2 separate regions of the Homo sapiens genome follow, and region 1 is linked to region 2. The links are chromatin contacts, found by Hi-C or POLR2A ChIA-PET in ENCODE. All regions are on one chromosome and are shown on one strand. Each heading gives the region's core, a stretch centred on a gene start or an enhancer-like site at or near the end of the contact. The rest is flanking DNA. Distances are from core to core; before and after follow the strand shown. Region 1 overlaps GLCCI1 (glucocorticoid induced 1). Region 2 overlaps UMAD1 (UBAP1-MVB12-associated (UMA) domain containing 1).

Region 1 (2,904 bases), core at 29-2,528, 250 kb after region 2:
CTTGCTCTGTCGCCCAGGCTGGAGTGCAATGGCACTGTCTTGGCTCACTGCAGCCTCCACCTTCTAGGTTCAAGTGATTCTCCTGCCTTAGCCTCCCGAGTAGCTGGAATTACAGGCGCCCGCCACCATGCCCAGCTAATTTTTTAATTTTTTAGTAGAGACGGGGTTTCACCATGTTGGTCAGGCTGGTCTCAAATTCCTCAGGTGGACCTCAGGTGATCCACCCATCTCGGCCTCCCAAAGTGCTGAGATGACAGATGTGAGCCACTGTACCCGGCTGCCTTGGCCTCTTTCTTGACTCTAATGGTAATGTATCTAGTTTACTCACTGGACAAGGTATACTGACATTTGCTGTGAAGCATGTGTGTTTGTTATACGTAGAGTACACATGCTTATTTTACTAATGGTTTTTCTTGTTTTAATCAGGAATAATAATTTATGTGGAAAATGCCATTTCATCAGTGAATATGTTTGTTAATTCTATATTTGTTTATTATTCAGCAATGAGTTCTTAATTTTTTTTCATGAGCCTTAGAGTATTTTTACACTTGCTTCATAAACAGGTTTTGCAAGATTTCCTTCCTCTGTGCTCTAGCATAACACAGTATAAATATCATCTGAATTCTGTCACTTGGGTCTGAAAGGATTTTACCTAAGTAACTTACTTACTAGCCTAGTATGTTTTTGGATTGTAGCACTTTAGAAAATTTTCTTAATTTCTTCCATGGCACTTGGTCTCTTGGTTGATATCAGGGAGAGATTTCAAAACTTGTATTCTCTGAGAGGTGAGAGATGGGATGGTTAGATCTTAAATAAAATTACATATACTGATACTTCCCTTTCTCCAGGTGATGGTATTATTATATTTGGTATTTTATTGTTTTAAATTAATTTTTAAAAGTTAAACTGTGAAACATGAGACATGCCAAAAGCACATAAAGCAGTTTCTCTTAATCTCATTAGACTTCAGTCTATGGAGTTTTATGATCCTGCCTCTATGTCAGCATCTTTCCCTAGAAATCTATTTGTTTTTATTTGTTTTTAAGAAACAGATCCAGACTAAGTAGTTAGCATTTGGCTTTAGGCAACATTCAATAAAGTTAACTAACTCTGAACTAAAACATATATATTCTTTTCTGTTGACGTCATATTTAAAGTACCTAGCCTTTTCCTCCATTCCTGAAAGGAGCTTGGTTAGGGAGGACTTTAGTCAAAGGAACAGATGATGCACCTCAAATACTTACTGATATAAAAAATAACTTTCAGTTTTATCACTCTGATCAGAAATTCATTTCCTGACCAAAAGTCACACTTTATACAGCTGTCTGAGTTTCCTGTGCCCTTGTCAAAGGGCTTGCTTTTGAAATATATTTAAGAAACAGCAGTTGCTGAAACATTTTAGGGGCTGGGGGACTTCTTCATGAAATGGAAGCAAGACTGAAGATTTGACTGTTTTTGCCTCTTAGATTGCATTCTAGGGGTCTAAATTATTTTTTATGGAGCTGGCCCCTGACTGGCTGTTGAGATCACCTTTACTTTTTCTCTCAGCCATCATCTAATTATGAGACAGAGGATTGTAGAATCCTAGAGTTGAATAGTTCACACCAAATTAGTCATGTTCCTGGTTTAGGGAGTAATTTCTTTGGTTGCTAAAGGAATATACTCAGTTATATTAATGAAAGATTTTAACCCATAACTAAAATATTTAACATTTTATTCATTAGTTTCAAATACCATCTCTAAAATTACCAAAGTCAAAATTCTACTTATTAATTTTAATACGTTATGTGTTCATTTGTTTCAAAAGTAGAAAGTATACAGCGAAAGGCCTTTCCCATACCCCCGTTACCCTGATACTCAGTTTTCTTCCCTTTACGAGAAACATTTAGCTGGAAACAAAATTAACCTGTTTTTCTTCATTGCTTTCTCATGCCTTTGCCCCTAAGCACACTCTAGGTAAAATTGTGAAATAGGTTGTATTTATTTGGAATAACACTCTTACTCTGGTCCCCTGACCTGTGTTGGTTTTGTACATTGACTTATACATTGGTTCTCAACCTGTTATATCTTGTATCAATTTTCTATGAAAAATTCCTGTGATAATATTAAACAGAATTTACTGAGAAAGACATTTTTACGTTAGAGACATTATGCCTTAACAGTTAAGATCGCCCGGGCGCGGTGGCTTACGCCTGTAATCCCAGCACTTTGGGAGACCGAGGTGGGCAGATCATGAGGTCAGGAGATCAAGATCATCCTGGCTAACATGGTGAAACCCCGTCTCTACTAAAAATACAAAAAATTAGCCGGGTGTGGTGGTGGGCGCCTGTAGTCCCAACTACTCGGGAGGCTGAGGCAGGAGAATGGCGTGAACCCGGGAGGTGGAGCTTGCAGCGAGCCGAGATCGCACCACTGCACTCCAGCCTGGACGACAGAGCGAGACTCCATCTCAAAAACAAACAAAAAAAACCAATTAAGATCATAGAGTTATAGTTTAAAATTAGGTCATAGTTTACGGTATGGTATGAGAAAGCAGTATGCCTCTTAAGGTATACTGTTTTGTATAAATGAATGAATAAATGAATGATTGATATGGGAGATACCATATTGTTAGGAACCAGTATAAACTAAGGGAAAACTTTTCCATGCTATTGGAATTCTAACAGCTTTTGGGGGACAACTATTATTGTCAACATAGCCTATTGCAATGAGGATTATATGAAACAATCCATGTTAAGCTTCTAGCACAGTATCTATGACATAACAGACACTGATACTTATTAGTTGCCTTTGATTAGAATCAATAGTATTTTACTGTTACCGGGTTTAAATATAATAATATGGAATTAAGTGGACAGGAAAAGTCTTTATTACTAGTATCAACTATTGATTATACAATTATGA
Region 2 (3,193 bases), core at 234-2,733:
AGATACTATGTGAATCAGATCTGTGGTAGCTGCAGCCAGAATGAAGGCTGGAAAATAGATAGGAAATACTGTGGGCAGGACCACCACTGACCTGCTTAGTGCATTTTGTGAATTATGAAAAGGTCACCCCAGCTGGGCACGGTGGCTGACGCCTGTAATCCTAGTACTTTGGGAGGCCAAGGTGGGCAGATTGCTTGAGCCCAGGAATTCAAGTTCAGCTCAGACAACACGGTAAAACCCTGTCTCTACAAAATATACAAAAAATTAGCCAATATGGTGGTATGTGCCTGTGGTCCCAGCTACTCGGGAGGCTGATTTAGGAGACTCACCAGAGTCCAGGAGGTCAAGGATACAGTGAGCTGTGATCGTGTCACTGTACTCCATCCTGGGTGATAAAAGTGAGACCTAACTAAAAAAAAAAAAGTACCACTTCTTTAAGACATTTTACTTCCATCTGTTAGAAAATTGTTGTAATATGTTTATTAGAATAAGACACTTGACTGCCATCTGCTGGAAAATTATTAAAGATATGTCTTTGGTTTCAATGCTCCTCTCCTTTTCACATCCTTGTGCAGTACACAAATTTTGTGGGTGCGAGTAATAGGACTTGGTAACGGATCACATTTCTTATTAAAAGGAAAAGGAAGAAATCTCAAGTTTGGATGGTAGGGAGGTTAGTAGTGACATTAATAGAACTAGAACTTATTATTGGGGAATAGATTTATAAGGCAGAATCATTCTTTACATGGAAAGACACTCATCTTATTATTTATTGATCCCAATTGTTTGCATTTACTTAGTAAGAATTTTGATACCTTTTCTTCTAGAATCTCAGCTCTCCCCCCTTGTGACATCTGAGAATGTTGACCAGTTCCTCTTTTGTATTCCATACACCCCTCTCTTCTGTATCTTTTCTTTCTATTCTGAACGTTGCTTCTTATCCGTCTCCTTTGCAGGCCCTTTTCCCTCAGTTTCCATTCTTGTGCTTTTTTATACAGTGGGCGCTCAATAAATGTTTGTTTAATTGAATTGCATTGCTTTTGAAAGATCAGTTGCAGGTTTTTCAGGAGACTGATTCATAGGCAGTTAGGGACTAAGGGCGTGCCAGAATTCAGAAAGTAGAAACCTATCCTAAATACAGTTCCTTGTTTCGGGATGTATTTTTTACACAGTAGGTCACTCTTCCTTGGGGAATATCTGTACTGTTGATCCGTTCATCATTGTTCAGCAGTGGCAACACCAGGAGAACAAATTATTTACATTGGCTGTGTCATATGGGTGTGTCTAATTCGGAGAACTTTCAAACAAAATAATGAAGCTTCCCCAGCTTCTAACTTGGGAAGTATGAAAAGTTACTTAAAAAAAAATCTTGACTCTTGTTTAAGTACATCAGTGACTGATTAAGTCACAACACATTTTAATATTTTCATTCGAGGTTTCTTGCTAACATTCTTACCACCACTACCACTAACCCCACCCCATGTGTGTAAGTTACTTTTCCTTTCATTTTTCGTGGGTCTTGTGTGTTAAGGCAAAGTCAAGAACTTTGCTCTTCTGATAACTTAACATTGATTGTGTGACTGCTTTGTGCAAATTGCTATGGGATGCCTCATGGAAATTACAAAGGTTTCGTTTGCTTCTGCCCTTCAAGAGAGACTTGCTTAGTGGGAGAAGTAGATGCATATGCAACTGCTCCAGGGCAGGCGATGACAAGGATCATAATATAGTGCAGACAGAGACAGGATTCCCTGTCTTAGAGTGATATAAACATCACTCGAAGACTGAGTCACATATATGGACTTGCCATATTTCTTTCCTAAATTGCACACTTAACTCTTCACTTTCCTGGGCTGGATTAGAATTTGTTTTCGTCGAAGGCTTCATGAGTTGAAAGCACATTACATATATGTAAGATTTAATGGATTTAATTTAAAATGCATTGAATAACATTAATTTTAGCAGGTTTGATTGTTTTAAATGCTTTTAAGCCGGCACTCTTAAACGAAAATAGAGAATATCAGAGTGATATTAAATAAACAATGATATAAAACAGGAGTTTTATGTTTATGGAAACCTAGTATTTAGGAAATAAATATCCTGAAATTCTCTAGCCAAATTATATTTTTAAATGTTTTGAGCATAGGATACAAGTTATAAACAGCCTAGTAGGGAAAAATGTATATTACTGTCATAAACATAGGTAGTATTTAAAATATTAAATATGGATAATTGATATTTAATTGAAGTGCTTTTTATTTAATTAAAGCCAATGACATTTTAAAATTATTTCTTTATTAATTTTTCTTCAATTAAATTTTAGCCTGTATTTTAGATACAAGGGGTGCATGCGCAAGTTTGTTATATGGGACTATTGCATAATGCTAAGGTTTGGGGTATGGATCCCATCACCTGGGTAGTGACCCTAGTACTCAATAAGTGGTTCTTCAGCCCACATTCTCCTCCCTCCTCCACCCCCAGTAGACCACAGTGTCTGTCATTCCTGTGTTTATGTCCATGTGTGCTCAATGTTTAGCTCTCATTTATAAATGAGAACATGCAAAGCCAATGACATTTTTCCAGTCATTGGAGTAACAAAGACGTTTGAATTTTAAAAATTTAAATATATTTAAGATTGAAATTTAGGCCGGGCGTGGTGGCTTACGCCTGTAATCCCAGCACTTTGGGAGGCTGAGGCTGGCAGATCACCTGAGGTCAGGAGTTTGAGACCAGCCTGACCAACATGGAGAAACCCCATCTCTACTAAAACTGCAAAATTAGTTACAAAAATAGTAGAGTGATTTATGTAATAAGTAAACAGTTCAGGTTTACTTGACTTAATAGCATAATGATTTACAGCTTTTACTTAAATTCATTCTGAGATGAAATAATACAGCCTCTAGGAAGATACATTATCTGGTTTTCCTTTGCATTTTCATTAAAAATCTAAAATTGGAAATGAAGTATGTCAACTAGTTTTAGAAATGATAGTAAATTGGGAAGCATCTCAAATAGCAGTAGAAAAGAAGATACCAAAAAGGTTTAGAAATATCACAGGAAATAGTGAGATTCAGCCTAAGAAAATGCAAGCTAATACATGTAAGAGCAAATAATCTGAAATAGATATTTAATGAGAGACAATGCTTAGTAGTAGTGAAAGGGAGTCAGGTGCTATCAGACAGCAAAGCAGATATGA

Evidence for each region. Hi-C counts contacts between places; a loop is a spot of excess contacts on that map. ChIA-PET counts read pairs that join two places held with the same protein, here RNA polymerase II (POLR2A). Pooled maps may share reads with other maps.
Region 1: a pooled map shows a loop between it and region 2 (2.7-fold over the local background). The contact joins two enhancer-like sites. A Hi-C loop is called at or near these places in 5 of 50 pooled maps. POLR2A ChIA-PET finds 5 or more read pairs at or near these places in 3 of 52 experiments (OCI-LY7, PC-9 and T-cell).

What each region holds. Positions count from the first base shown.
Region 1 is chr7:8,014,018-8,016,921 of GRCh38, forward strand. All of the region lies in intron 2 of GLCCI1 (glucocorticoid induced 1), which reads left to right. Among named protein-coding and RNA genes, the nearest start is that of GLCCI1, 47 kb to the left of the region's middle. Within about 2 kb of position 1,279, at least 4 of the 41 ENCODE cell types and tissues checked have a DNase peak (open chromatin) inside an H3K27ac peak, as active enhancers do.
Region 2 is chr7:7,760,953-7,764,145 of GRCh38, forward strand. The region is part of intron 2 of UMAD1 (UBAP1-MVB12-associated (UMA) domain containing 1); the gene reads left to right. Among named protein-coding and RNA genes, the nearest start is that of RPA3, 44 kb to the left of the region's middle. Within about 2 kb of position 1,484, at least 10 of the 41 ENCODE cell types and tissues checked have a DNase peak (open chromatin) inside an H3K27ac peak, as active enhancers do.